Linked DNA regions of Homo sapiens: all the other regions are linked to region 2. Evidence: chromatin loops called from intact Hi-C (ENCODE). Cell type or tissue: psoas muscle. All regions are shown on one strand. Links, peaks and the distances in the headings refer to the core of each region. The heading gives the core; the rest is flanking DNA. Region 1 overlaps MNAT1 (MNAT1 component of CDK activating kinase). Region 2 holds the start of SIX1 (SIX homeobox 1). Region 3 overlaps MNAT1 (MNAT1 component of CDK activating kinase). Region 4 has its middle 150 kb from the start of SLC38A6.

Region 1 (5,423 bases), core at 261-5,260, 210 kb after region 2:
TTCCCAGGGCCTGAGACTAAATTTATGATAATTAATGTGTTTTGTATATTGTCAGTCTTAAACTGTAACATCATTTGTAACATTGTTTCTGCAGGAAGATGCCTTGAGTTCTAACTTTCAGGCTTTTGGAAGTTAGTGATTTTATCTTGTAATATTAAACAACAGTCTGTAGAGATGTGCAAAATATTCCCTCTCTTCCTGCTTCTCTTCCTGTTGATGATGATGATGAAGTAATAATAGTGGGTAGCATTTTGTAGACAGTTCTTTTATATCCTTTAAATTTATTTATTTAATTCTTTACAAGTAAAACTGAGACTTTTTTCTTTTTCTTTTCTTTTTTTTTTTTTTTTGAGACAGAGTCTTACTCTGTCGCCTAGGCTGGAGTGCAGTGGCGCGATCTCTGCTCACTGCAAGCTCCCCATCCCAGGTTCACGCCATTCTCTTGTCTCAGCCTTCTGAGTAGCTGGGACTACAGGCACCCACCACCACACCTGGCTAATTTTTTGTGTTTTTTAGTAGAGACGGGGTTTGACCTTGTTAGCCAGGATGGTCTCCATCTCCTGACCTCGTGATCCGCCCGCCTCAGCCTCCAAAGTGCTGGGATTACAGGCGTGAGCCACCATGCCCAGCTGAGACTTTTTTTTAAAGTTATTTTTGCTCAAGGTAGAGCTAGGATTTGACTGTTCAGAACTCTAAAGCCCCATGCTTTTAACATTGTGTTGGTCTAAGGGCACATTTAATATGGGGAGTCATAGGCTGATAGTGTATATGCTTGTGTTCTTGCTGGTGAGAAGATATATAGATGGGAAAGCTGTTGTGGTATGAAGAAACAAAATAAATATAGAATAAGATTGTTCTTTAAGTTATTTGTTGGTTAACCTGTAGTTAACTCATTACTTCACCAAGAATAGTTTTGGGTATTATGGAAATCTTGAAGCACATGTATTTCAAAATGAGTTAGAGGCCTTAGGCATTTAAAAAATACCACCAGTGCTGACATAATATGAGAACATAGTGTAGGATCTTGAGGCTTTTTTTTACATATTTAATGAATCTTTTATAGATATTATCAATTTTTATCTTGTCTCATGTAGTGCAGATTAATATTATGAATATAGTTGGTTAGTAATTTCCATGCTAATTTATATCTATTTGAAGATATAACACTTGAAAAACACTTAAAAGTAATTGCTTTTTTCCAAAAGATTGTATATTTCCAGAAAAAATGTTTTCTGTTTTAGTAATAAATGTAAAAACGTTCAAACTCATGAACATTTACATGAATTCATTGGATATAGGGAGACTGTATTAAGGATATAAATTATTTAAAACATCTTCCTTAGAACTGGAACAATAAGGTTATGTTGTTCAAAATGTTAAAGTTTAAAGAAAGAAATTTCTTTGTTAAGGGAAGACAAAGCATATTTGGCACTATGTATGAACATGCCTGTTTTGCTCACTGTGGAGCTCCCAATGCCTAAAATCATGTCATTAGGTTTTTTTCACCATTAAAAAAAATCAGTTTAATATTGAATTATTTTTTTAAAAAAATTTGAAAAGGTCTACAGGCATCTTAAAAATTGTCTGTACACTTGCTATTAATGAAAAAATTAGAAGAATTTCGAGCAAGAAAATATTCACCTGAATCAACATATTTTAGTGTCCTTAATGTTGAGCAATTAGCTGATAAGCTAGTTTGAACCTGACTTTCAGGATAGAATACTTTTGAGGTTGTATTTGTTTTTTTGCTTTCAACAAGGCAAGTCTTGATGCTAGATCAATTAGCAAATCTTGAAGAATTAACTTAAATGGTGTGGTAATTCCTGTTATTAGAGATATTTCTTAGAACTCATGAAATTCCTCCCTCCCACATGATATCAGATGTGTTGAGTTGAGAAAGTTGCTGGGCAGCAGTCTTGTATATCAGAGTCCAGTTCAAAGTTGTTAGAATGAGAAGTGTTTTTAAAATGTTATGGGAATGCCCGAATTACAATTGAACTTTGAAATTAAAAAGAAAACACAAGACAGTATAAAAATAAAGACCTATGAGAGTGTTGTAGCAAGTTGGGCTTTTTGTAACCTACCGTTTAAAATACAGATCTTTGAAGGCAGGTTTTTACTAATTATTTTATTACTTTGCTCTTGCTAAAGACAGCAAGGCAAGTAATTATCCTCAGATCTGAAGATTAAAAGTCTTATGATTTTTAAATAAATATTAAGCAAGGAGAGTAATTTTTATAACTGTTAGCACATATGCTTTGTGTGCTAGCTTTTTCCTAATGTAAAATAAATCTGAATATGCCATACGATTGGTGACAAATAAAAAACTCTTTGTGCAATTAAGAGAAAATCTGTTTATTTAAGAGCTCTCAAAGGTTGTAAAAGATTATACTTGGCTGTATGTGAAGGATAAATGTTGTGAAATAATGCCCCTTAGTTCCCCTTTTATAATAAATCTCAGCTGTGTGTTCAGCACAAGGGCTCAGTGCCAAAAAGAACAGGTTCAACTTGTCCGTGAGGATTTGCACCACAGTAAAGTGCACAACTGCTTTTGTAGAGGTCATTGTGGAGGTCAGGGCATGTACAGTTGAATGAAAGCAACTTTAGAAACATGGTAGATCATAGAGTTACTTGAGATTCAAAAATCAATGTTAACTTAAAACATTAAAAAGATGGAAAATCATAAGAACCTTCAAATATATTTTTATCTTTATCTACATATGTTAATATGTTTTCATACAGATTAAAAATAATTTCTTTGGCATCTTGTGCTAGTATAGTTTTAAGGATCTTCAGGATATTTTATAATTGCCAAGATTTGGAAGCGTTGACTATTTTAATATTTGTTAAATTCTTTAGAGTGTTCACATAATGAAGGTAGGATATGATGGTGGTAGAACAAAGTGTGCAGGGATATGTGCATGGTGGGAGTAAAGGCAGGGGAGTGTGGATGAGTTTTAATAAAAATATGGGTGTAATCTGGAAAATGTCTCTACAAGTCATATTTATCTTGAGTTTGTGATCGAAAGATTCGAAATTTAACAACAACAACAACAACAACAAAGAAAATGCAGTCTTATACAGTATGATTCTTTTTCCTAAATATCTCAAAAATACTTTTATACATTTGTGATAAATAGAAATAAATGAGAAATAGAATGTGGAGAGGCTGTAAGATCCCAGGACTCCAGCCAGTGCATTGAGTTTCATATAAAGAATACCTGAAAAGATATAACTAAGTAGATGCATAGCTTACCTGGGGTTATATTTTATCTAGAGCTGTACTTCATGACTCTTTTCTCGTTTCTTTTTGGTGACTATTTTTTAAAAAATGGTGATCATAGCAAAATGACAGGCAACCATTGGTTTCAGTGTGGGGATTAATTAGTAATCTTTAGAATGTGCTTCAGCAAATGCAGCTGATTGGCAGTAGCATCTGTCTCAACAACTGACGGAATGTTAGTACTTTTATCAAGTAATTTTCAGAAGGGCTCCAAAGCTGTTTTACTAAACTCTCTCATATGAACTGCTTTCTTTGTCCTCTAGGGCATTGTTTTACTAAATATACCTATCCATGAATTAACTAATTAGTGAAAGGAGGGCTATAAAATTGTTATTTTTTTAATTTTAAAAAATGGACACAAATGTGATAGTCTGTGTATTCTTGTATTTGTGGGACCACCACTATGCTCACTGATCACACACCTATGTTCTCAGATGAAAAATTTATAAAGGATTGTGATTTTGCTGTATTGTTTTTGTAGTTCGTCTCATAAAACATGTCTCTTAATTATGAAGAGTGATTTGTTAAAGTACAATAAACTGTGATTTAAAGGATTGATTAGTATAGTCAGCTTTCTAGAAAGGCAATTTACTTCTGCATTGCCAGGAATTACTCTTCTTAGTTGAAATAGCCTTTTTACTAAACTGGTTCATATTTCAAAGGATATGCAGTTTAACATTCATTAACAGACAAGCCATCAATTTTATATTGTTTGAAGAAAATATTATTTTTGCTTGTTATAAAAACAAGACAACTTCTAAGTGAGTATCTAATGAGGTTGTAGCACATCTCAGTAAAGATGAAATTTGCCTTAATCTGAATGTGTTATGGAAAAATTGAGTGTAAATATTTTCTAAAAATGAATTGATATGCTTTAATGAACTAGAGTAGCTTTCATTTAAAAAGTACTTATATACTAATGTTTTTTTAAACAAATGAGCACATTATATTTAAAAATGTTTAATAAATATAATATATTTTAAATGAAAATTTAAATAGATACTGTTAAATGCTTGAAAATAGGGACAGTTGTGGTGGTATACTTTCTGCTATATCTTCACAGTGCCTAACATCTACCAAATGTTTAATAAATAAATTTTCATATTTTAGTTCTATAATAGAGAAGTGCTTTGTGGATTTTAGCAGGATAGGGTTTAAAATCTGAGTAGGTTACTTGGTCTTGGAGAGCTTCAGTTTCTTTTCCTGTAAAACAGGTAAAACATACTTACCTCAAATGTGTATGTAATGCCTAACACAGTGCTTGGCACATAGTAGATGTTCAGTAAATATTTCTGTATCATTTTAGTGCAATTGCACTGTTAGTAATCCATTCCATATCTGCCTGACTTTAATAAAAGACAATTTATGTGAAATTTCAGGTGAGAAGGGTATCAAGTCAGTGTCTTAAATATTCTGTTCTTTTCTGCATTTTAGAGTAGATTTAATTGCATGGTGGTTTTATGAGTGTGATAGCGGTGGTGGTGGTGTTTGTGTGTATGTGCATTTGGTTTGGGGAAGTTAGATTGGGATGGTTAGAGTATTCATAGTGTTTGTTGTTTCTTTTTAGGACAGAAGAAAGGTAAAATCAGTGACAGTCTGGCTTAGGTCTTCACTTATTTTCTACAATGGGAATGGCAAAACAACTACTCCTTCTGTTGTTAAATGACCTCAAATAGAACGAGGACATTTGTTATGTAGGTTTTTTTGGAGATAGGGTAGATGATTAGAGGGATCATTTTAAAACATTTCTTCATTCATGAAACAAATATTCCTGATACATACCAACTACTGTACTAGGCACAGAAGAGTCAAATCTAAATAAAATGTGGTCTCTTAAATTATTCAGTCTCTATAATGGCGTAAAGAAACTTCTATCTTTTCACGGAAAAATATTTCTGCTTTAGAAGACTACTAATCTTACATGGTATTTTTGTTTTGCTTATGTAATAGTAGTAGTATTTGTAGATAATTTTATATAAAGCCATTTCTATATTACATTAGGAAATTTGGACTTATGTATAAGTTGTCATTGTTGGATAAAGTTCACTTATAGTGCCAAGTTAGGAATTCTTGGAAATTATTTTTGAAATTAGTAAAAGAAAGTGAGCTAAAATGCTCTATGCCTGAAAGTTTTTACAGA
Region 2 (5,423 bases), core at 297-5,296:
TATGCGCAAACAACTCCAGAAACAAGCTGCAAAAATGTTCCTGATTTCTATTTACAAGTGTCCCTAGTCGCTGCAGTGGTTGCTGCTCCAGGAATCCCTTCGAGGCCCCAGTCCCTCCCCACTTAGGACCCCAAGTCCACCAGACTGGAGGTGAGGGGGCCGAGCAGAGAGTCTTGGAGCTGATGCTGGTGGGTCTGCAGGCCGTGACTGGGCTGCGAGGCTGTTAAGCCCGGGAGAGAATAGTTTGAGCTCCTGGCGTGGCCCATATTGCCCTGCAGCAGAAGGACCGAGTTCTGGTCTGGACTTTGGGGAGGTGAGAATTCCTCTTCTGAGCTGGACATGAGCGGCTTGCCCCCTTCCAGAGGAGAGAGTTGGTTCTGCTTGTTGGAGGAGGAGTTATTGTTTTCGGTGTTCTCCCTAAGAAATAGAGGACAACACCATATGGTTAAAAAAAAAAAAAAAAAAAAAAAGTAGGTTAAAAAAAAAGTGTGAGATGGAGGGAGGGGAGCTGGAAGGAGGAAAGGGCCATTGTGCAATCTGTCACCAACCCAAATGGAGGAGCTCTACCCTTCCACCCATCCCCAAGGGTAATGGGGGAGGTGAGGAGTCAGAGGAACCTGGAGAAATGGAGAGCTACGGACAGAGCCTCCTGTTAGGAGCCAGGTCCTTTTCTCTTCCAGATTTCAGAAAGTGATAGATTAGCAGGATTTATTTGAAACATACAAAATATATGTTTTAAATTTTGTTCAAGCAGTTACATTTAAATACATATAAACTAGCAACATATTTAAATGTAACTGAAAATCTTTCAATAAATAGATATTGGTGATAAAGAAATGATAGAGGACAGAGTCCAATGCACAAATGTTTGGGGTGAATCAAGTCCATTGCCTTGTTCGCATATGAGGAGACAATTAAACATCCCGTTTTCCTGCCCCAGCCCAGAGTTGGTGGTTTTGCAGACACAGAACAGGTCATGGGAAGTGGTGCCCAGCGCGGCCCAGTGACCTGAGTAAACACAGGGAGCGCAGCCAGTCTCTGATTTCATCTGGAGTCGGCCCTCGGGCCTGGCTTATAGGACGGCCGTTTTGTAACTAAAGGCTAACTGCAACCATACAATCCCTGTTCCTGTGTTACTTGCTAACTCTTCAGCCCCTCGTGTCCCCCTCTCAAACTTCCTACCAACACCCACCCCAACCCATCCTTTCTGGGCAGGGGAAACTTCGCCGCCCCGCACAGGCTGCCAGCGGGCGCGGCGCGCTGGGGCGTCAGTCCGGGCACTCGGTACCGGTTAACTTCAGGATTTCGCTTCCCTCGCCGCTTCCGCCTTCCGAGTGCTCGTCAGTCCTCCCGACTCCTAGCGCCTGTCTGTCTCCTTTCTTTCCCCTTATCCTCACAGTCTCTGTCTCCCGACAAGCCCATTTCAGCAGAATTTATCCTGGCTCTGGTTTTCCACCAAGACAAGAAAGGGAGCAAGATCTTCGGCCCCTAGTCTTGGAAGCGAACAAAGGAAAACCTAACCGGCCCCTGCGCTCAGGTTTTCCCCCAAACTCTTTGGCTTCGCGGAGCGCTCTCCCCGCCACAGCCACCTCCCCACCGTCCTTCTGAATCTCTGTCCGAAACGCTATAGAGAACAGAAGGAGCCTGCCCAGGTGGCCGAAGGTGTTGCCCCGAGGTGGGGGAAAGTAGAGACCAATTTTTAAAATATTGCCTTGTGAGCTCCAGTGCGAGAGAGGGCTGCGACTGGAGACCCTTTCCTCGTCTGGGCATGCGGCGCGGTCAGCCAGACCGACGGGCTGCAGTGCCGGGCCACGCGCGAGCGAGCACGGCGAGGATCAACCCTTTCTTAATTTGGGGCGCCGGGGAGTAAATGCAGCGCCAACTCTCCCCAAAGCTCTCTTTTTGTTGTATCTTTAAAAGTCTCCTCCATTTGTCCAGCTAGTGAGAAATGAAGCAGGCTACCTCTAAACCAAAAGACTATCAAGAGAGAGCTGTGGAGAACCAGGCGGGAGTGGGGGCAGAGCCAATGTCTCAGGCCAGCTTCACCCCTCTGGGGAGCAAGAGGAGAGAGGTTCGCGAACCTCAGCTCCCACCAAACCCCTTTCCTTGCGACACCAATCAACATTTCACTGCCCGTTGATTTAGAAACTCACTCTCCACCCACCACTCATAGCCGCGGCCAGCCAGGGAGGCATAAAGACCAAATCTAGCGCCAATATTTCCCGACACTCACATCCCAGAGAAACCCACGCGCGGGTGCTCAAAGCAAATGAGGCCCCATCCTTAGCAAGGAACCTCAGAGTTCATGAACTTTCGCTGCAGCGCCGCGGAGGGCCTGCGCGCCGCCCCGTGGACGGGCTCCGGCCGGCGGGGAGGACTTGGTGGCTGGTGCCTGCGGGGGCGGGAGGGGGCGGAGGAGAAAGGACGGCTTCCTAGGGTCGCCCGAGTCGCGGGAAGCACGCCGCGTACCTTTCCTTGGCCTCCGCGGCCCGGTCTCTTTGCCTCCGGTTCTTAAACCAGTTGCTGACCTGGGTGGTGGTGAGGCCGGTGGCCTCGGCCAGCTCCCGCTTCTCACGCGGCGATGGGTAGGGATTGTGCGCGTACCACTCCCGCAGGACACCCCTCGACTTCTCCTTGAAGCAGTAGCTGGTCTCCTCGCCGTCCCAGATGGTGCGCGGCAGTGGAAATTTTCGGCGCACCCGATATTTGCCCACGGCGCCCAGGGGTCGGCCGCGCAGCTTCTCGGCCTCCACGTAATGCGCCTTCAGCCACAGTTGCTGCAGTTTGGGGTGGTTGTGAGGCGAGAACTGGTGGCTCTCCAGGATCTTGTAGAGCTCACGGAAGTTGCCGCGGTGGAAGGCGACCACCGCCTTGGCCTTGAGTACGCTCTCGTTCTTGTGCAGGTGGTCGCAGGCGGGCAGTGACCACAGGAACCTGCCCAGGCGCTCCAGGTTTCCGCCTTGCTGCAGAACCTCGCACACGCACGCCACTTGCTCCTGCGTAAAGCCAAACGACGGCAGCATCGACATGGCTGGGGCCTGCCGGGGCGCACGGCCCAGGCGCACGCGGCAGGGAGCAGAGCCGAGAGGCAGGGGGCGGCGGCCGCAGGGAGGGGGGCGCGGCTGTTCCTAACCTCCTCCTTAGGCTTTGCAAAGGCGAAAACCGGAGTCGGAACTTGGCGGTGGGCGGCCAAGGAAGAGAAGGCGGAGGAGTAGGGGAGGTTCTGGACACGGAACGGCCGGCGCACTCAGTAGCCTTTAAGGCCTTGCTGCCTCCGACCTCCCGCCCGGTGGATGCTGCTAGTTGCCGGGGAACTTGGTTTCTGTTCTCCCCGCAGCGGCCTTAAAGCGCGCAGCGTCCCCGGCACGCTGATTGGCTGCCGGCGGCGCCTATCCGGGGCTGGCCAGCCAGCGCGCCGCCCGGCTGGGCAGAGAGGCCGCACCGCCCAGAGCGGGGAGGGCGAGGCTGCGGAGCTGGGGGTTGGGGGTGTTGCCGGGGCTGCGCGGGTAGGGAGTGGTGGGAGGAGAAGGAAGAGGAAAGGTGGGAAGCCAGTTGGGGTCTGAGGGAGCTGCGCTGCGGAGGTGTGGGGAGGTAGGGAGTGGGTGAGCGCGTCAGGACCCTGCAACGCGGGACCCGTCGCCAGTATCACCTAAGGGGAGTCGCGCACAACTCCGCACAAATCAATGACTCCAAACCTTAATTCCTCCCCTCTCCCTCCGTACTCTTGTCCTCATCCCTTGCAGACTTGCCCTCTCCCGGTGAGCTCATATTTAATTACTTTAATGTTGGAATGAATAAATAATGGATTGATGAATAGCTTATGGAACGCGATAAATAATTCAAGAGCAGACCAGGGTCCGCGCATGCAGCCTCTGGAAGAGTGGCTTCGGGTTGGCTTCAGCTCGAGGAGTCCAACCCTATTTCCTCCTCCCTCCCCCCACCAACTACCACTGTCCTCCCCCCACTGCTGCACACCACCCTCCAAAGGGCACAAGTACTCCCAGTCGGACAGCGTTTCCCTCGTTCACAAAAGACCTCCATGATTTGAGACCAGGCAGAGAGCTGTTTAGAGCATACTTGCTGAGCACCTAGAGACTCCGAGCGTTCATTTGTGATTTGGTATCTTAATGTTCTGCGATTGAAACCAGCAGGTTCCTGAAGCTTCTGGACTCAATTTCCCCATCTGTGCGGTTGTGTTTTGCAGTGCCACCTCTGCTACTGAGGAATGCCGAGAGGCTTTACTTGCTATTAGCAAAAATGCTTTGGGAACCTCGTACGAAAGGCGCTGGATGTGGTGTAAATTAAATAAAACTGTGCCCGGCTCCAATAACCGTCCGGTTGTAATATAATCCTTACCCTGCTCTGAGAGGGACACTGCCCTCAAAGCGAGAACGACAGCGGCTCCAAGAAGATTAAATAAAGAGGTGTGTGTGTGTGTGTGTGTGTGTGTATGTGTGTGTGTGTGTGTGTTGCAATGCTGGCCTATTTTGCTGCCAGGGAATGAGAGATGCACTGCAATTTAAGTCCCATCATCTGCTGTTTTGTTTATGTGTGGAGAATGCTTAGTAAAACTGCACAAACAAGTGAAGTTGTAATTATCTTAAGCCTCATTTGCACACCTAGTTCCAAAGCAATAATTAAAAGGATTTTGAAAACAATTAGCCTCTCTAAACAAAGATAATCTATTGTCAGTAGCTGAGACTAGCAGGAGATAAGAACAATGCGTGGAGATAAGGGAAGCCAAATGGTGGAAGGAGAGTGACTTTATGACTATACTTATCTCTGATTAGATAAGTTCAAAACAGAATTCTAAGTACACTTCAAAAATGCTTTTGATTTCAATGTGCCCTCTTAGTGAGTGGTGAAGAACAAACTGTAGGCTCCTTAAACTGGCTTGTCTTCTTCAAATATGTTTTGATTCCTTTAGCCAAAGAGCCCAGCACTACAGAACCTTTTGCATATTGAGATGCAAGTGGGAGAAGGAGAAGCATGTCTTGGTTTCCTCTTTTATTATTAATATGGTTTTAAAATGATGCACCCAGTACAGTGCACCCTGCAACATACATTCTAAACTCATAAAGGGTTCCCACCTCAGGGCTGCCACATGGGAGATTCCAAGTAGACAGGAAGCTGCTTCTCTGCTGAACATAATGTTTTCTGCATCCTTGAAACTCTTGCTTATTCCATGCAATTAGATCTTGGAAGCAGATGCTGATATTTCATTACCTTAGGCTTTTTTTTTAAAAAAATGCATTTAATAGGTGTGCATGCTTTCAAAAGAGCCTCTGCCATATAGTATGCCCAATGACTTTCTAAACTGGAAGCCTGGCACTGCTAAACCCAGAGCCATGTCTGGTAATTTCCCCTCACTGTCTTATTTTAGTGCTTATGATGTTTCACATGAAGTCTTAAGGAGCTGCAGT
Region 3 (5,423 bases), core at 342-5,341, 160 kb after region 2:
TGGTTCTTTTCTTACTTTTTAAAGGAAGAGACTTGTATTATCTGATTATGATTTGCATTTATTATTGCTGTTACCTTTGCTTCTAAATTAAAATCTGAAACAAATTATTTTACTTTTTTTGGAATTCATAAAGTTTTCTTTTTTAAATTTTTATTTATTCATTTATTTTTTAGAGATAGGGTCTCACTCTGTCTCCCAGGCTAAAGTGCAGTGGTACTATCATAGCTCGCTGTAGCTTGAAACTCCTGGGCTCAAATGATCCTCCTGCCTCTACCTCCCAAGTAGCTAGGACTACAGGTGTGTACCACCACACTTGGTTAATTTAATTTTAAAAGTTTTTAATTTTATTTTTTTGGTAGAGATGGGGCCTCATGTTGACCAGGCTGGTCTCAAACTCCTGGCCTCAAGTGATCCAGAACTCATAAAGTTTTTGATAAGCATAAAAGAAATTGCTTATATAAAAACAGATTAATTTCACTTAGGATTTAAGTTTGCCTATTTCTGGGCTCTATTTAATGGAAAAGTTAAAATCAGTAGTAAACTGTCTAGTTTGCTAATAAACAGTGTTTTTTAAACTGTTTTGAACATACTAGTAGAGCTCTACATGGGATATCAATTTGACCGCTTACTTTTCAGTAGATTCATACCATAAGAAACCAAGATAATTTAGTCCTGTCCTTTTGAACCTTCCTCCTTTGCCATGTTCAAATCAGTAATTATAAAGGTTATTTTAGTTAAATCTATAATTATAAAAGTAATTATAAATGTTGGGTATTAGTTTATTTTTTCTCTCATGATAATTCAACAAGTATTTCTTGAGCCCTTACCAGATGAGAAGTTTTTTCTTTTTTCTTTTTTTTTAAAAGTAGACTTTTTTTTAGTGAAGTTTCAGATTCACAGCAAAATTGAGCAAAAAGTATAGAGAATTCCTATATATCTCTTCCCTCTACATGTGCACAGTGCACAGCCTCCCCCATTATTAACATCCTGCACCAGAGTGGTACATTGTTACAATCAATGAACCTACATTGAGATATCATTATCACACAAAGTCTGTAGTTTACACTAGGATTCATTTTTGGTGCTGTATACCCTATGAGTTTTGACAAACGTATAATAATGTGTATCTACCATTATATCATACAGAGTCATTTTAACTGTCCTAAAAATCCTTTGTGTTTTTCTGTGTGTTTATTCCTCCCTACCCCAACCCCTGACAAACACTGTTCTTTTTAGTTTTTATAGTTTTGACTTTTCCAGAATGTTATATAGTTGGAATCATACAGTATGTAGCCTTTTCAGATTGGCTTCTTTCACTTAGCAATATGCATTTAAAGCTCCTCTGTGTCTTGGCTTTATAGCTGATTTCTTTTTAGTGCTGAATAATATTACATTTTTTTAAATCTGCTGAAGGATGTCTTGGTTGCTTCCAAGTTTTGGCAATGATTAATAAAGCTGCTGTTACCATTCATGTGTGGGTTTTTGTGTGAACATGTGTTTTCAATTCATTTGGATAAATACCTAGGTGCTTGATTGCCAGATTATATGATAGAGTATGTTTAGTTTTGTTAGAAACTAGGAAGCTGTCTTCCAAAGTGGCTATACCATTTCACATTCCCACCAGCAAGGAATGAGAGTCCCTGTTGCTCCAGATCTGCACCAGCATTTTATGTTGTCATTGGAGTTTTGCCATTCTAATAGGAGTGCCTTAGAAGTAGTGGAAGTGATAATAAAGATGAATCAGACCTAGAAACTGCCCTCAAGGAACATTCTAATAGGTCAGACAAGATGTGCACATTGAAAATAATTATACAGGGTAGGAAGTGGGTAAATGCCAGCAGAGCGATATTAGACAATGTATTGTAAGCATTCAGGGATGGAGAGATTGTAACTGCAAAGTGTCTCATAAGGAGGAGCTGGTCATTAAAATGGGTATAGAAGGGTGAGTCATATGTGGATATTCACTGTTGTTCTGGGTTGAGGTTGGTACTGAGATGAGCCCTATGGGTAGGGAACAGTTTAATCACAGGTATGGAAATGGGAAAGTGTAGGGGCATACAAATGCAGAGGACTGCTAGGTAGCAGTGGTTTTCAGGCATTGAGAGAAATGACACAACTAGTTTTGTAGGCATTGTAGATAAAAGTTCAGGTTTGGAATCAGATAGCCTAGGTTAATGGCTGGGCATGGTGGCTCACGCCAGTAATCCCAGCACTTTGGGAGGCCAACGCGGGTGGATCACTTGAGGCCAGGAGTTCAAGACCAGCCTGGCCAACATGGTGAAGCCCTGTCTCTACTGAAATATACAAAAATTAGCCAGGCATGGTGGTGCATGTCTGTAATCCAAGCTACTTGGGAGGCTGAGGTTGGATCTGGTAGATGTTGAGGATGGTGAGAGTTGTGAAAGATCATTGGATTTGGTTGCTTAGAGGATGGCCTATTAAATACAAGAGGTAGATTTTGAGTGGTTGGTAAAGATAGTGGAATCACCATTTTAACTAAGGATCAGAGGTAACTTTTTGAGAGTGCTGCTTGTCTGGAGCCTCCCTCTGACTGTTTTGTGTCAGGACTAGAGTGTGATTTATGAAGATTGTCCCACATTGCATCCTAGCCAGATTCCCTGACTTATTTTCTTTCCCACTTTATGTTAAAAAACTGGAGAAGTTGCTAGAGGATAATTGCTTCTCATTTTCTCTCAATTCTTCCAGATTTAAAATTGCGTATGATAAAACTGAATAGACTTTTGCCTTTATACCTAAATGAGCCTGGATTTTCAACAGTGATTATGATAAATTGATGTTCTGAAATAAGTTGGCCTTTTGAGAAGAAAAAAATGAAATTATAGATCAAACTGGTCATTTGAGTCTGTTTGATGGCTTTACTCAACAAAACAAGCAACTCTGTGTTGGTCCTCCGGTGTTACTTTTCAACTCTTATAAGCTATTAAAGGAAAGAGTGAGATGGGGAAGCAATCTGTAGAAACCCAAGGGATAGAGCAGAGTTATTTAGGGTAGATCCGTCTTGTTTGTAGGGCAAGAAGCAGGAAGCAGTGGTAAGTAATTGGAGAAGGGGTGGAAGGGCTAATAATGGATGTAGAAAGATTACAAGGGAAGCTAAAGGAGGCTTGAATTGAATTATGGAACAGGAGAGTCTTACTGATATGGATTCCTCCATATGAGTTTATATATAGCAAGAAGGTCTTTTTTTAATTGTTCAGAGTATTATAGTAACTTTGATTTACATATGGAAAATTAGAAGGGAATATGGCATTCATAATTCAAATTATTTTGAGTTGGAATTATAAAAAGAGAGTTGTAATTTACAGAAAATTTAGTAGTATCTAAACATGTCTCAGTGGTTCTCTTAAGAAATTCTTTTACTTTAAGTTTTGGTGCCAGTTTATCCTTTATTTTTCTTCTTAAGTTCCAACTCCTTTATTTCATACGTTTCTAGAGCTAGACTACAAGGGAAGTAATTCAAGCCTGTGTCTACTCATGTTGGAGACAATTGGAATGGGGATAAAACCTGTTTTTTGTTTGATATAAATTATAAAAATATATGATTTTTTAACTCTTTTTTTAAAATTCTGATTCTTGTAGTAGATTCCAGACTTACTCTTTATATTAAAAAAATTTAAACAATTTTTTTATGCTTTTAAAGCTAGAGAGGGGACTATAAAAATCAGATCTAAGCACATATCTTAGGTTTTCTGGAGTGATCCTGACATTTAGGTATTTTGTGCGAGTCAGACAGTCTGTCCTTGTGTTTGGCTTGGAAAACATGTTTGCCGTAACTAGAGCTAGTCTCTAAAATAGGTAGCTGATTAAAAGGTCACAAATAGAGCTATAAAGAATGACAACCTAACAAATGAGTCACTGTGGTATTTGTTTTTTATTGTCTACTCAAGATTTATATTAAAAATATTTTTCATGTCATCGTTTCCTTTCTAATGCAGTTTTCAACTTGACCAACAATGTGGATTTGGACAACACCAAAAAGAAAATGGAGATATACCAAAAGGAAAACAAAGATGTTATTCAGAAAAATAAATTAAAGCTGGTCGGTTGCTAAGTATTTTCTTCTTATTTTGTCTTAGAAACAAATGTTTCCACATGATACTTTAAAAAGCCATCTTCCTTTAAACCAGTTACATTTATAGAAAATTTAGCTGAAATTTAGACCAGAAATATGAATATATGCTGTATAGGTATGTAGGTAGGCAGGCACACATTACTGTAGCAAAAACCACTTTGACAGCATTATGTTAGACTGTGCTTTCTTAAGGAAGTGGATCCGTAAGATAGGTGATTGTTAACGCTAGTTTTATCTGCCTGTATAATCTTCTGGTAAGTGAGCATTTGGACAGTGGTCACAAAACACTGGAGGCTCATTTTTATCCTTGGACATTAATTTCTCTAAAGGAGAGAGAAAACCCAGACAGACGGTGATGGAGCTACCAAGAGGGAGATAAAACAAAAACACTATTTATTAGAAACTAAAATGAATTCATGATTAGATCAGAGGAACACATTTGTAAACTAAGGTTAACTTTGGTTTCTCAATTAGTTACCTTTTTTGTTTTACCGAAAGAGTAACATTGCTAGATATAAATATGATTTTGGTTTGTTTTAGTTGATCTCATGTTGAAGTTTGTTTTGAAAATATCTCAGGAGTCATTATTATTATATGTATTAGAATGTATTCTATAAAGAAAAAATTGTATGCATGCAAAGGAGCAATTGTCTAATTTATACACTTTAGCTATCATTTCTATAGTACAGTTTGGCTTTCTAGTTGTAGGGGAAAGCAGAGGTAATTACGTTTGAGATACTTTATCAGGATTTTGTAATAATCAGTGAAAAGGATACAAGTATATTTGGATCACATAGCTTATATTTTCATTTTGTATTTAGAAGAGACTTCCTCCTTGTAGTCTTATAGTGTTTTATATCAGCATTTCTTTCCTGCTGTAAAACTCTCAATGAATTGATACTACATTTTCATTCCATTCATAGCTAGCCTAGCTTTCTTTTAAAAGTATCTTATTTCTGAGAGCATCAGTATGTCATTAATGTTACTCTCTTTGCCTAGTAACCTTCTCTGGGAACATCAGAAGATACATGCAAAATAGGTATGCGTAGGTAAAATGTTTCATTAACCCCAGGTGTTGGTATTACAGATGTGAGCCACCACTTTTATCATGAAAGGGCGTTACATTTTATCAAAGCCTTTTCCTGCATGTATTGATATGATTATGTGATTTTAATTCTTTATTTTGTTAATGTATATTAATTGATTTTGTATGTCAAACCATCTTTCCATCCCAAGGATAATTCCTGCTTGGTTATGTTGTATGATCCTTTTAATGTGCAGTTGGATTCAGTTTATAAGTATTTTGTTGAGAATTTTTGCATTTTTGTTCATC
Region 4 (5,423 bases), core at 300-5,299, 480 kb after region 2:
CCTGACAGCCTGGCCTTAACCCCTCACTTCTCCTCTTTCTCCATCTCCAATGCAGCATTCAGTCCTGCTGACTCCAACTCCTTCAGGCCTCTAGAATCTTCCCTCTTTCCCAGCCCCTGGCTACGCCCAGTGACAGTTCTCACTTGTGCCAGGACTAATTGCCTGGCCTCCTGAGTTGAACTCTTCTCCTCCAGTCTCCACACTGCCAGTCCAGCAATCTCTCCCTGAGGTAAATATGACCTTACCACCCCCTTTCCTACCTAAAGCTCTTCAGCGGTGCTCCCTATGCCAGTGGGATCAAGCCCAAGCTCCTGAGCCCAGCACACAAATCCCTCCGTAGCCTGACTGCTGCCCCTGGCCTCTGACTCTCAAACCTTGTCAAATATTCTTACAGTTAATGCAACAAACATACCATTTCCTGTTTCTTTGCTCACACTGCTCCCTCTCCCTGAAGGGCCTTTTCTCTCCTGCCTGCTTGGTTGATGTGAACTCACTTTCTCCTGCATGGAAACCTTTCCAATATCCCCTACTCTTCCTTTCCTCCCCAGGTAAAATTGATTATCTGTAAGCTGAACTGAAGTCTACATCATAGCAAATAAAATAAAATATTTTCTACGATTTAATTGTTCACAAATCTGTTTGGTTTTTTGTTTTTTTTTTTTTCCACCAGACCATAGTCTCTCTAAGGTAGGGGCCACATTGTTCTTGGCAACCCTGTGCCTGACACCGAAACACGTGGTGAACTGAAATGGAAAGTGTGTATCTGATCAATGCTGGTTGCCACACATCTAATCCTATGTTGATGAGCACATGTCATTTTTTGTTCTTAGCAGCTATTATATATGGTAACACTTTCTAAACAATGGACAGAAACTGATCACAAGTTCCAGGCAGGCATGCAAGACAGGGGGAGTCCATAAAAGGTGCTCAGCCTTGCTGAGAACCCCTGGTATCACCAGCAGCTGGAAAAGCACCCAGAGTCTGCAGCAGTTCCAAGCCTGTGGACTTTGTGTCTCAGGTACCAGGGTTATCTCAGGATGAAAGTCAGGCCAGTTCCTCCAGCCACTTGGCTCTGCATCCCCTTCTCCTACAGGAGGGGCCAGCAGGGACTTCTGGTTTACCTTTGGAAGGGAGGGAGAGGGGATAGGCCAGGCAGGTATGAAACCTACTCAGGTATTCAGGGCCCAATAGGCAGCTTGTCTACTTGTGACTCATCGAATGGGCAAGGATGCACACAGGATGCGACGCAGCCCTGCCCTGGAAGGGCTCATACTCAGTGTGGAGGCCAGGGCAGTAAACCAATGAGGTGAATATGAAAGACCTGCCAAGGGAGAGGCAAATGCCAAAGGATGAGTGCACCCGGGCAGAGACTTCTACCCACCTCCTTCCCAAGACCATGTGCTCCCCTCCCCTCACACAGGGGTCCCTGTCCCCCTTGTTCCCTGATCTTCTGTCTGCACAAACTTCCCGCTCTGTCTGGACCGCTCCTCCCACTGTACCACGCACAGCCTGTTCCTTTCCATCTTCAGTGTCCGCTGAAATGTCCTTTCCTCAGAGGCTTCTTCTGTCACCCCCTTTATAGCAGCTTCTGTACTTTAAACTGCATTATTTGCTCTCAGCTTCTTGTTTATTTCCTTGAAAACATGAATTGAAGGAACCATCTTATTTATTATGTGTATTGTGTCTCTAATCCACTGGCTCCATGAGGGCAGAGGTTGCATCCATGTTGTGTTCTCCTGTGTTGACAGCATCTGGGACATAGTAGAGGCTTAATAATTGTTTACTAAACAAATGAAGGAAAGAAGTGCTCTTGTTGGTTCTCTGGTAGGTGGTGATGAGAGATGTCATGGGAGGTCCAGAAGTCAGGACATTCAAAGAGGGCCTAGTAGCATTGTCAAGCGTTTGCCAGATGGAAGAGGCATTGCAGGTGTGTGAGCAGGGATGTGATTCTGAGGGTGATGAAGGGTGGTGGTGGGGATACATGTAGCCCACCTGGGGAGGTAAAAGGGGGCAGCTATTGTCCCTTTTTGGGGGGATGGCCCCTCTCCTTGATGGTTGGGACAATGAGGTAAACTATTAAAGGTCCATGTGGACACATCTACCCCTGGGGCATGCCCATCCAGGCTAAACAAAATCAGCACAAGCTGAACAATTAGGACTCAGAGAGCTACCTGAGGGATCTAACAAGGACAGCAAGGACACTCAAGTGACCTCAGATGATTCTGAAACCTGGGAAAAAGACTCCACAAGCCCAGGCCATCTGATCATGAGATGCATCTCCTGACTGCCTCTGGCTGTTCACAAAGAGCTGGCCAAGGACATTCCGGCTATGCCAGGCCACCGGGCCAAGTTCCCAGGGACAGCAATCCACCGCCTCTCTCCCCCCATCACACCCAAGGGAAGCACACAAAGTAGGCCTGGGTCCATGGCCTGGCAGACACCTGTCCCCGGCTTTCTGGGACAGTGCACTGCATCAGCTGCCAGCAAAACAACCAGCCCCTTTTCAATGGGCCAGTGGGCAGGGCTGCCATTGGCGGAGCCCTGGTGATTTACGACACCCCGGCTCAGTGCACCATCAGGGAGCTTCCAGGTAGAATCTCCAACTTCACCAGGCAAGGGCTCTCCCTTCCAGTGATTTATGGAGCCAGAGTGAGCCAGTTGTTTTTTTTCCCTTTCCCTCCTCCCTCCTCCTCCAGGACAAATAGGTTTCACATCGCTGTGGGCACTCTGGTCTGCAATGACAAGACAAAGAGGTTCCACTTGTCCCTCTGCCCCCTGCACCTGCTGTCAGGGGATGATGGTTATTGGTCAGCAGCCACATCCATTTCACTGGCACTTTTAGCTCTTTATGTGGTGCCGGCCACAGCATCAGCCACAGGGCTCTCTCGATGGCTTTGCTGGTTGCTCAGATATATTGCCTATCTAGAATAGACCTGCCTCCAAACTACAAGGTCAAACTTTCCTCTCCTGACCTAAATTCCTTCCTTCTTTCCTTCCTTCCTTCCTTCCTTCCTTCCTTCCTTCCTTCCTTCCTTCCCTCCCTCCCTCCCTCCTTCCTTCCTACCCTCCCTCCCTCCTTCCTTCCTTCCATCCAAATAATCCATACATCTTGATTTCTTGGCATAAGACTCCAGGGGGCTGGGGTTGCCTTCCATAGCAAGAGAACAATCATGAAGCAGCTGGTGCCCTGAGCCTGCTTTGTGTTGTACAATGAAGGGCCTTGAGCTTTTTCAAAGTCATGTCTTAGCTCCAAGAGGTCAAAAATGAAAGAAGATGGCTGTCCATCTCTGTTATTCTCAGGTGCCTTCGCATTGCTCTGGCGCTACATCAGTGCAGTGGTGTCCTCAGGGTCAGGGGGGTAGCAGGGAAGAGGCACAGCCAAGACAGAGTGGGAGGGAGACTGAGAAATGCCTCCCAGCCTCGCCAGCTTTGGGAGTCAGAGGTCCTTGGCAAAGAGCCTTCACTCACTTACACCCCCAAGAAGTGCCTGGGAATTTATCAGGAGAGGCTGCCATCTATGGAAAATCACAGACAAAATGCAACACCAATCACTCTGTGAAGTCCAGTCCCTTTTCCTCTGTCATGCATGGGGAAGGAAGAAAAAGTGAGCAGTCAGTCCGGCACCAAGCCCACCCGCCCTCACCCATAGCAGCCCCTCCACAATCCACTCAAGAGAACTGATGTAAGCCAGGCTGATTGTCTCAGCTCCAAATGTGGCAGCCAGCAGCAGAAGGACTTGTCAGGTCTCTGGGATGCCGGGGCTGCTTCTCCAAGGTTACCAGGCTGCTGCATGTGGCTTCATCTTTCTGTTCTCTGGCGGCCTTCATGGGCTTCTGTAGCCTGCCTGTGCACAAGACTGTGCTGGAGACTATGGGATGTGTTGGGGCCCTGTTGTTCGGGATGTTGTTGGGTGTGGGAGAGGCACTGTTTCAGCAGCCCCTGCTCTCAGGGTGATGGCATACTGTGGGTGATTAATAATATATGCTAGCATTTTGGGGCACTTACTCTCTGCCAGGCACTGTGCTAAGTACTTTATTTATATCATCTCATTGAACCCTCTCGACAGCCTGTCAGGAGCACACTATTGCCTGATTTTTGCAGATGAGGAAACTGAGCTTTAGGAAGATTAGATAATTATCCAAGATCACATACTAGTAACAGGGAGAGCCAAGAATTGGACACATGATTTAAATTCTCGTGTGCTTAGTAAGTTGTACAGCCTTCTTCTATGAGGGTTATTGGGAATTCAGATATTTAAGGAGCACTAAGAAAATTAGTCAAAATTCCAAACAACAGTTAAAGCCAGGCTGTTTAGATAAAGCATTTTCCAGAATATGGGCTGGGACAAGGCAGGAACACATCAAACCCTTCAATTCCTCGGATGAGTCTAAGGCAGCCACCAGCTGCAAATGGTTTTCTCTGCTCCTGAGAGGCTCAGAACACACCTCCTAGCCTCACCTGGATTTATGTGGCTGGGATGAGGCCTTGACAGCAGAATCCCAAAGACGTAGACATCTTTGAGGGGCCTCTATTCTGCCTATCATGCATAGGTTTCCTTATTAGTCTACATGATAGCCATATGAGGTATGTATTCTGATATGGCTGGGCTCTGTGTCCCAACCCCAATCTCATCTCGAATTGTAATCCCCACGTGTCAAGGGAGAGAGGTAACTAGATCACGAGGGCAGTTTCTCCCATGCTGTTCTTGTGATAGTGATTGAGTTCTCTCAGGGTCTGCTGGTTTTATAAGTGTTTGTGAGTTCCTCTTTTATTCTCTCTCCTGCCTCCTCGTGAAGGTGAATGCTTCCCCTTCCACCATGACTGTAAGTTTCCTGAGGCTTCCCCCACCATGCAGAACTGTGAGTCAATTAAACCTCTCTTCTTTATAAATTACCCAATCTCAGGGAAGTTGTTCACAGCAGTGTGAAAACAGATGAATACATATTCTTATTTTCACTCGCGTGAAGAGACCACTAAACAGGCTTTGTGTGAGCAACAAGGCTGTTTATTTCACCTGGGTGCAGGCGGGCTGAGTCTGAAAAGAGAGTCAGCTAAGGGAGATAGGGGTGGGGCCGTTTTATAGGATTTGGGTAGGTAAAGGAAAAAGGGGGGTTGTTCTCTGGCAGGCAGGAGTGGGGGTCACAAGGTGCTCAGTAGGGGAGCTTTTGAGCCAGGATGAGCCAGGAGAAGGAATTTCACAAGATAATGTCATCAGTTAAGGCAGGAACAGGCCATTTTTACTTCTTTTGTGGTGGAATGTCATCAGTTAAGGCAGGAACCGGCCATTTGGATGTGTACGTGCAGGTAACAGGGGATATGATGGCTTAGCTTGGGCTCAGAGGCCTGACATTCCTGTCTTCTTATATTGACAAGAAAAATAAAAGGAAATAGTGGTAAAGTGTTGGGACGGTGAAAATTTTTGG

What was found. Peaks named below come from ENCODE experiments on the same cell type or tissue, not always from the same donor. Only the 100,000 strongest peaks of a DNase experiment are listed, where the experiment ranks them.
Region 1: a loop joins it to region 2, with 2.7 times the contacts of the local background. A loop is called at or near these places in 5 of 110 quality-filtered maps.
Region 3: it touches region 2 in a loop (3-fold over the local background); 4 of 110 quality-filtered maps call a loop at or near these places.
Region 4: a loop joins it to region 2, with 3 times the contacts of the local background. A loop is called at or near these places in 5 of 110 quality-filtered maps.

Annotation. Positions count from the first base shown.
Region 1 is chr14:60,860,021-60,865,443 of GRCh38, forward strand. All of the region lies in intron 6 of MNAT1 (MNAT1 component of CDK activating kinase), which reads left to right. Among named protein-coding and RNA genes, the nearest start is that of TRMT5, 120 kb to the right of the region's middle. In psoas muscle, for the core only: no CTCF peak of the experiment used is centred there; no DNase peak of the experiment used is centred there; H3K4me3 peaks cover 1,768 bases; H3K27ac peaks cover 3,943 bases.
Region 2 is chr14:60,646,161-60,651,583 of GRCh38, forward strand. It overlaps SIX1 (SIX homeobox 1), which reads right to left and starts at 3,317. Exons shown (of 2, transcript NM_005982.4): 1 at 2,470-3,317; 2 at 1-417. The coding sequence starts at 3,029. The coding sequence ends at 123. MIR9718 (microRNA 9718) reads left to right here and starts at 2,488; the gene lies at 2,488-2,551. RefSeq lists enhancers at 736-1,358, 1,359-1,980, 1,981-2,602, 2,603-3,223 and a silencer at 3,234-3,473. In psoas muscle, for the core only: no CTCF peak of the experiment used is centred there; DNase peaks (open chromatin) are centred at 1,021, 1,281, 2,231, 3,351 and 5 weaker places; H3K4me3 peaks cover 5,000 bases; H3K27ac peaks cover 5,000 bases.
Region 3 is chr14:60,804,372-60,809,794 of GRCh38, forward strand. MNAT1 (MNAT1 component of CDK activating kinase) reads left to right here. Exons shown (of 8, transcript NM_002431.4): 4 at 3,954-4,057. Among named protein-coding and RNA genes, the nearest start is that of MNAT1, 72 kb to the left of the region's middle. In psoas muscle, for the core only: no CTCF peak of the experiment used is centred there; no DNase peak of the experiment used is centred there; H3K4me3 peaks cover 1,786 bases; H3K27ac peaks cover 4,457 bases.
Region 4 is chr14:61,128,294-61,133,716 of GRCh38, forward strand. No RefSeq gene overlaps it. Among named protein-coding and RNA genes, the nearest start is that of SLC38A6, 150 kb to the left of the region's middle. In psoas muscle, for the core only: no CTCF peak of the experiment used is centred there; DNase peaks (open chromatin) are centred at 2,428 and 3,739; H3K4me3 peaks cover 272 bases; H3K27ac peaks cover 4,457 bases.